2 separate regions of the Homo sapiens genome follow, and region 1 is linked to region 2. A link is an interaction called in ENCODE POLR2A ChIA-PET data of the cell type or tissue named here. Cell type or tissue: OCI-LY7. All regions are shown on one strand. Each heading gives the region's core, and the rest is flanking DNA. Links, peaks and the distances in the headings are about the cores only.

What was found. Peaks named below come from ENCODE experiments on the same cell type or tissue, not always from the same donor. Only the 100,000 strongest peaks of a DNase experiment are listed, where the experiment ranks them.
Region 1: POLR2A ChIA-PET joins it to region 2 with 5 read pairs; 4 of 35 experiments call an interaction of 5 or more read pairs at or near these places.

Annotation. Positions count from the first base shown.
Region 1 is chr14:91,409,703-91,414,096 of GRCh38, forward strand. All of the region lies in intron 2 of CCDC88C (coiled-coil domain containing 88C), which reads right to left. Among named protein-coding and RNA genes, the nearest start is that of CCDC88C, 5.9 kb to the right of the region's middle. RefSeq lists enhancers at 505-634, 1,206-1,285. In OCI-LY7, for the core only: no CTCF peak of the experiment used is centred there; DNase peaks (open chromatin) are centred at 1,709, 3,453 and 4,049; H3K4me3 peaks cover 3,658 bases; H3K27ac peaks cover 3,484 bases.
Region 2 is chr14:91,502,290-91,506,679 of GRCh38, forward strand. The region is part of intron 1 of PPP4R3A (protein phosphatase 4 regulatory subunit 3A); the gene reads right to left. Among named protein-coding and RNA genes, the nearest start is that of PPP4R3A, 5.8 kb to the right of the region's middle. In OCI-LY7, for the core only: no CTCF peak of the experiment used is centred there; no DNase peak of the experiment used is centred there; H3K4me3 peaks cover 829 bases.

The sequences.
Region 1 (4,394 bases), core at 121-4,120, 93 kb before region 2:
GTCTCGAACTCTTGACCTCAAGTGACACCCGCCTTGGCCTCCCAAAGTGCCGGGATTACAGGTGTGAGCCACTGTGCCAGGCCAAAATGGTACATTTTCTGACTTAATTCGCCAATAAAATCATAATGTTCCATTAAACACAGGTCTCCCTCTGTCATGCGAATTGGTCTTGGGCTGGTCCTCCCTGTGATTTACAAATTCCAGGGACAAAAATCCTATCTTGAGAAACTGGCATAAACAATCTATGGCACTCTATGGTGTACAATGCACCCTGTAAGAAATGCTAAGAGACACAATTAATTCATGTGGGGAATCCCCGAAGTGTCATTTATTTTCCAACCTCAGGCAAAAGTTGGGTCTGGCTGTGATGAAACTAGAAATCTACATCAAGTGATGTATCATGTCCCTCCCTCATCTATATACAGGACATTTCTCAAAATGCTCAGTGTCAGAAAACGTTCCCCATTAGACAAGAGCACTCAGCATTACTGAGTTCGCTTCCACCCTTCCACAGACTGTGCGCTGCTTTTCATAACAAAGGCCTCCCTTCCATCTGACAGTCCCAAGACACCGCAAAGGATGGCTAATTCAAAGGAGAGCCTGTCTTCACAGTTTCTTCTGTTATCCAGACCCCGTGATGAAGGTGCTGAGCCTCTTGGGGGTTAGTGTGGGGAGTTAAGGAAATCAATCTCAATGCCATCTGGCTCATTCAAAGCCAATAATTAGTAGAAAATTGACAAAGGAAAAAAAAACCCTACAAATCGAAAACGTTTCAAATGTTTCTGGAAGTACAGTGATGGAGTGTGGCCAAGTCATTTACATGTTACATGTTTCTCTTGGAGTCATGCATAACTGAGAAAATAAAGGTTAAGAGTTCTGTGGAAATTAATTCAGGAAAAGAAGAGGCATTCAGAATTTAAACTGCAAAGGCATTTTTAGCTACAGAAGTGTTCCTGGCAGCATAAAGTAATTTATCTTAAAGGTACAATTCCCCTCCCTTTACTGTAGATACCTTAAAAGATGAAAATCAATTTCACAGTGACAAATGCACTTCTTAAAATAGCAGAACTCAGAGAACATGCAGCGCTTTTTCTGTTTTGTTTCTTCTTTCTTTGGTCTTTGTCATTGTAGACCCATCTTTCATTGAAGTCAGACGGGACCACCCCAGGAGTGGCCAGGAGCCGAAAGCCTCAGTATACATCGTGGACATCTCCAGCACGTGCAAAGGCATAGCATACACTCAGGGTCGGGAACCTGGGAGTCCCCTCACATCACAGCATAGAAGCCTCTGACCATCCCTGCTATTGTTCTCCCCAGTTCTTGCAAGAAATAGCTCACTGAAACAACTCTAAAAGAACCCTGACATTTACTGTATGAGTAATTAAGCTACTTACCGTGATTATTACGACTCCCTCCTTTAACTAAGCCTCTCTGGGTAGAGAGCTATCAGGACACTAATCAAAACAAAAGCCTCAACTACAGTTAAGGCAGGCACATCTCAATCTCCACTCTGCCCAGCACCCCCGTAACTCCCACCTTTCCATGCTGTACAAAATGGGAATCAAGAGACATGGGTTCTAGCCCAGGTCCCAAGCCCAGCCAAAGCTCACTGGGCTTCAGTGTTCTCATCTGCAAAATGGCTACAGGATCCTTCCGGCCTTCAAAGTCTATATGGTTCCATGAAGCCTACATCTGCAGTAGCAAACGTGGACTGTACTTGCTTCTGTACCACAGGAAGATGTTATTATAACCGCTAAACAACTGCACTTCCCCAAAAGTTGTCATTCAGAACAACAATCATCTTTATATGATAGTCCTAAAACTTAAAAGGCCAACACTCTAGTATCAGGATCTCAGAGGACACGACATAAATATGGTAGCTGGTCGGAACTTGGAGAGTTCCAAGAGTTCCAAGTCTAAAGTGTGGGCCCCCAGGGATTCCTTTTCATAAAAACTTCCAACTAGAAAAAAAGAAACTGGCCAAGCACGATGGCTCATGCCTGTAACCCCAGCACTTTGGGAGGCCGAGGTGAGAGGATCACTTGAGGTCAGGAGTTCGAGACCAGCCTGGCCAACATGGTGAAACCCTGTCTCCACTAAAAATACAAAAATTAGCCAGACATGGTGGCATGCGCCTGTAATCCTAGCTAATCGGGAGGCTGAGGCAGGAGAATCACCTGAACCTGGGAGGCAGAGGTTGCAATGAGCAGAGATCAAGCCACTACACTCCAGCCTGTGCAACAGAGTGAGACTCCATCTCAAAAAAAAAAAAAAAGGAAGAAGAAAGATAACCAATTCTTGCTAGAATTTTAAAAAGAGTTATAATTTAGGCTTACAGTAACCTTGCCCCCCTCCTTTGGGAAAGCCAGCCCCCAACTTTTGGTCATATTCCAAAAACTTCCTAAATTTAAAGCTAAATCAAGAAACTATGTATTGACACAGAGAGATATCCCTAATTTATCACAGGTTAAAAAACATGCTAAATGTTTTTATATATGTTTAATGTATTTTTATACAAATATGGACCCATGCTAAAAAACAATAGCAAGAGTCCATATTTGTATAAAAATATTAATACATTAAGGACACGTATTAATATATATCATAGATAACATTCGGAAGGCACTAGAATATTGACATTGCTACCTCCACATGGTAAAATCACAGGCAAGTTTTATTTTGCTCATCTGTATATATTCCTATTCTCCTAAGATGAACATAGTTTGTGTATTTTTTTCTTTTTTTTTTTTTGAGATGGAGTCTGGCTCTGTTGCCCAGGCTGGGTGCAGTGGCACAATCTTGGCTCACTGCAAGCTCTGCCTCCCGGGTTCATGCCATTCTCCCGCCTCAGCCTCCTCAGTAGCTGGGACTACAGGCGCCCGCCACCACGCCTGGCTAATTTTTTTGTATTTTTAGTAGAGACGGGGTTTCACTGTGTTAGCCAGGATGGTCTCGATCTCCTGACCTTGTGATCCGCCCACCTCAGCCTCCCAAAGTGCTGGCATTACAGGCGTGAGCCACCGTGCCCAGCCTGTTTGTATAATTTTTAAGGACTCAAAGCCCCCATGTGTCATATACTGCAGCCAAAAGATGGAAATTACTTAAGTTCATAGGTAAAAATTGTTTTTTCCCAAGATTTTTGCGCCAATACAAATTCATTCAACCAACAAGTAAAATTTCCCCTTTTATCCTAAGCTTCTACATCTGCAAAAGGGAAACATAAACTCTCCTTCAAGTGCACTGGGGTAAAAGTTATCCTTCAAATGCTTTTTGGGAGGTAAAGAAACTCTCCTATTTCCCCGAGGATGTTTCTAACCTATGAATAATTAACACAGTATCCTGAATTTTGCAGCTAGCACCAGGGGTCACAAGCAGCCTGAACAAATATGGTTGAACTTAAAGGGCACAAGCTCTCAGCCCTAGTACCAAGTTCCAACTTTAGCCACTGCGTCAAACCGGATGGTTTACTCTCACAAGTAGAGATGTACAGCACTAAGGGCATGGGTACACGTACGTATGTCCACACACAAACTCAGATCTGGGCCTCATCTGCACAATGATAGACATATGTTAGGCTTGTTCTATATACATAGTTTTATTTAAATCTCCCCCAAATTGGTAAAATACCATCCCCTTATTACAGATCAGGAAATCAAGGCTTAGAGAGTTTCAGTCATTTGCCCAACATAATAACACTAGGAAGTGGCAGAGTGGGGATTTGAACTTGTCTGCCTGATGCTAGGGTTAAGGCTCTTAAATAATTTTCCTACAAGAGAATGAAAAACGTGTCCAAAGTTAACCAGAGCAAACTTTGTTTTCTCTTGGGTGCTGGTAGGTACCCAAGACACTGTGTTGACAGAGGGGCTATTGAGCAGGCATTCCCAGGCCTCTCCATCCAGGCCACTCAAAGCCTCAGTTTCATTCATGAATTCTCCTAGCCCTGGGCCTCCCCAGAAAGCTGAACCTGTGGGGCTTCCCTGCTTCCAGGTGCTGATGTCACCAGGAGACCAGGGCCGAGAGACTACTAACAGCCTTCTCCGGTTGCCGGAGACAATGGCCAGGTGCAGTCACGTGACCCCCAGCCAACCTCCACAAGGCTCCCAGGTGTTAGGTAACAGCCTCTTATCTGAGCTCTGTTAGCAGTACTGCTCAACGCGATTTCTTCAGGTCCTACAAACTTGGGGTGAAGGAATCAAAACAGGCAAATAGCACAGTCTAGGAGCTACTGGTATGGGAGATGAGGCAGAACAGCCTTACCCCTTACCTGCTGGCTAGTGACATGTTGCCATTTGGTAGAAGTGAAAACAGAGGCTTAAGTGCAGTACAGTCTAAATGCGGGGCTAGGACTTGGGTCCCAGGGTCCAATGTTGCCCTAGACCTCATTGGTAGAGGGC
Region 2 (4,390 bases), core at 390-4,389:
GTGGCATGTGTCTACAGTCCCAGCTACTTGGGAGGCTAAGGTAGGAGGATTACTTGAGCCTAAGAGTTTGAGGCTGCAGTGAGCTATGATCGTGGCACTGCACTCCAGCCTGGGTGACAGCAAGACCTTGTCTCTAAATAAACAAACTTTTCAAAGTGAAATACTTCCCCTTGTACCGACACTGAGCTCTTCTTGATAAATATACAGAATGCTTGGCATATACAAGATTCTATACTACTGACTGATCTGTTCATTTCTCTCACAGCTCTTACCCCCAAAAGCTTTTCCACCCTAAGTGTTCTGACCTCCTTTTCTAATCACAGTAGGGATAGAGGCAGACCCACCTACAATGAACATGGAGTTCTATCAAGAGGCAGAAACAGCACAGAATCCCAGTTTTACCATTCGCTAGCAGTGCTGCCTTGAACAAAAACATTTCTCCATGTCTCATTTTCTTCATGCCTCAAGTAACAGTGAGAATTTAACCTGTTTAACTCTAAGATATGAGTCAGAGAACAGATAAAACTATTTTGAAATGTAAAGAATACTTTATAAAATTCAAGGTAAAAACTCAATGTAAGCACACTATTCTGGATGCCTTGGCAAGTACTTCGTAATAAGGAGCACAAATATGATTATGGCCAAAGACACTCTTCAGTGTGTGGAGGAATTCCAACTCCCTTACATTTCTTTCTTTTTTAAATTTTTTGTTTTTAGAAATAGGGTCTCATTCTGTCACCCAGGCTGGAGTGCAGTAGCATGACCAAAGTTCATGGCAGCCTCAAACTCCTGGGCTCAAGCAATTCTCTGGCTTCAGCCTCCTGAGTAGCTAAGACTACAAGTATGTGCCACATGCCCAGCTAATTTTCTAAACTTTTTGTGGAGACAGGGTCTTGCTATGTTGCCCAGGCAGGTATCGAACTTCTGGCCTTGAGCAATCCTCCCCCACCTTGGCTTCCCAAAGTGCTAGGATTACAGATGTGGGCCACTGTGCCCGAGCTACATTTTTTTTTTTTCTGAGACAGGGTCTTGCTTCATCAGCCAGGCTGGAGTAGTGGCTCAGTCACAGCTCACTGTAGCCTCGACCTCTGGGCTCAAGCAATCCTCCTGCCTCAGCCCCAAGCAGCCGGGACTACAGGTGTTTAACACCACACATGGCTAATTTAGAAATTTTTATTTTGTAGAGATGGGGGGTCTCACTTTGTTCCCCAGCCTTGCATTTATCAACTGTAAAACTGGCAGGTGGATATGGTAAAAATCATAATGGTGAAAAGTAGTACAAAGGGGCAGAGGGAGAGAGAGTATCAGGAAGAATAGCTAATGGATGCTGGGCTTAATACCTAGGTGATGGGTTGATCTGTGCAGCAAACCACCATGGCACACATTTACCTATGTAACAAACCTGCACACGTACCCGGGAATTTAAAATAAAAGTTGAAGAAAAAACAAAAGAAAGAAAAGTAGTATAATGATTTCACCACAAAGGGAGAGCATAAGCAAGGTATGAAATTATTATCCTTACTTCAAGTTAACAGACACAGCATACACTGAAAGAATTAAAAATAAAAACAAAATAATCTGAAATGGAAGATGGAACTTTGCAGGTATACGGCTATCATAAAAACTGAGAGAAATAAGGTAATCTATCTTCCTTAAAGAAAAGCATGGGCCAGGTGCGGTGTAATCCCAGCACTTTAGGCGGCCAAGTGGGAAAGATCACTTCACATCTGGAGATCGAGACCATTCTGGGCAATACAGTGAGAACCTTTGAAAAAATTCAAAAATTGGACCAGGCATGGTGGCTCATGCCTGAGCCCAGGAGTTCGAGACCAGCCTGGGCGACAAAGTAAGACCCACCCCCTTCCATCTCTTAAAAAAAAGAAAAAAAAAATTTTTTTTTAATTACCCAGGCACAGTGGTGTGCACCTGTAATCCCAGCTAGGTGGGAAGATCAACTGAGCCCAGAAGTTTGAGGTTACAGTGAGCTATGATCCTGCCACTGCACTACAGCATGGGCAACAGAGCTCTTAAAAATTAAAAAAAAAAAAAAAAGAAAAGAAAAGAAAAGAAAAAGAGCAGGGTGCGGTGGCTCACCTGAGGTCAGGAGTTCGAGATCGGCCTGGCCAACATGGTGAAACCTCGTCTCTACTAAAAACACAGAAATTCACCAGGCGTGGTGGCAGGCACCTGTAATGTCAGCTACTCGTAAGGCTGAGGCGGGAGAATCGCTTGAACCCGGGAAGCGGAGGTTGCAGTGAGCCGAGATTGTGCCATTGCACTCCGGCCTAAGTGACAAGAGCGAAACACTGACTCAAAAAAAAAAAAAGAAAACAAAAAACAAAAGGGACGTGTTCTTACAACCTATTTTGCCAGCAGAAACCTACTGGATAAAGATGCAATCCAAGAAATGGGCCCAGAAGCTTAGTGGGACATCCCTTTTCCTCTAAAGCAAGGTAGGTTGAGTGCCAAGTTACTCGGTTTTGGAAGGGAAGGCATACAGTACTTACCATGACAGATCTGCTCTGTAACATGAAGGCCACAAGTACTTCCATTTAGAAATTCTCTTCTGTGATTTTTAGACGAGCATATAAGCTCCCCTAACAAGAACTGAGCCTACAGTTGAGATAGCATTATTATAGCTTCCCCGTCCACAAATATAGACCCAATAATGAGAGAATTTTAAAACTACCCAGCCTTTCTATACCCATGCTAACACTATATACATTATAAAATTCCCAAACGCTTTGTCATTACTAAGTAGTGTGTACAGTTTAAAATGAATTGCCTGAATTTGAATCCCAACTCATACCATCTTAATAGATGAATGACTTTGGACATGTTGTCATCCTTTCTGAGAGAACTTATTAAAAAAAAGAAACGCGGCCGGGTGTGGTGGCTCACGCCTGTAATCCCAGCACTTTGGGAGGCTGAGGAGGGCGGATCACCTGATGTCAGCAGTTCAAGACCAGCCTGGCCAACATGGTGAAACCGTGTCCCTACTAAAAACACAAAAATTAGCCATGCATGATGGCAGACGCCTGTAATCCCAGGCTTGAGGCTTGAAGCATGAGAATCCCTTGAACCTGGAAGGTGGAGGTTGCAGTGAGCCAAGATGATGCTACTGCACTCCAGCCAGGATGACAGAGATTCTGCCTAAAAAAAAAAAAAAAACACACACCATTTATTTCACAGGTATGCAAAAGCCCCTATCACACTATCTCTAGCACTGACCACCAAATTAGCTGATAGCCTATTTCTAAGGTGGATGATTAACACATCACAAAAACTTAATTTTACAGACAATAAATACTTGAAAAGTGTTAAGAATCAAATATTTATTTTGTTCTAAAGAAATAATCTGAAAATCAAAAGTTTTTTTGGGGAAAAGCTACAAGTAATTTAGAAAAGAAAAACTTCAACACAATAATGACTAGGTCTAGCCCAAGTATGGAAAAGCGCAATAATTTTAAGTTTCTATTGGACAAATGACTCAATTTATGGAAAATCAGAAATACTTTCCATTTTGCTCATGACAACAAAAAGAAAATATCAATTATCCTATGATGGAGAATGGAGCAAGCACACAATAATGGCTGACCCCAACTGGCAGTCAACACAAAAACATCCATGTAAAGCTTGTAGATAAACTATAATTGAAATTTTTTTTTTTTTTGAGACGGAGTCTCGCTTTGTCACCCAGACTGGAGTGCAGTGGTGCTGATCTTGGCTCACTGCAAGCTCCGCCTCCTGTGTTCACACCATTCTCCTGCCTCAGCCTCCTGAGCAGCTGGGACTACAGGCGCCCGCCACCACACCTGGCTACATTTTTGTATGTTTTTAGTAGAGACAGGGTTTCACCATATTAGCCAGGATGGTCTCGATCTCCTGACCTTGTGATCTGCCCGCCTTGGCCTCCCTAAGTGATGGGATTACAGGCATGAGCCATTGTGCCCGGCCGAAAATATCTTTAGGCTAAAAGTAATTTTCATTTTCTTTGAAATAAACCTTCAGGCTAATAAAGCAGCAAATGCAAGTAGACAGTAACATGGGAGTTTAATATGGTTAATAGCACTAAATCAGACACTGTTGTAAGAATTACGTAAGTCAATATAAGTAAACTGCTAAAAGAGTTTGGCACATAGTAGGTAGTCAGTAAATTTTGACTTATTATCCCTATTTAGATGTGACAAGAAATGTTAATCATCGACTAAAGATTACTGACAGTATTTCACAAGTATCCTGGAATTTTTTCTAAGTCCATGGTGTGTGTGTATGTGTGTTTGTGTGTGACAGGGTCTCCCTCTGTCACCCAGTGCAGTGGCATGATCACAGCTCACTGCAGCCTCCACCTCCTAGGCTCAAGTGACCCTCCCACCTCAGCCTCCAGAGC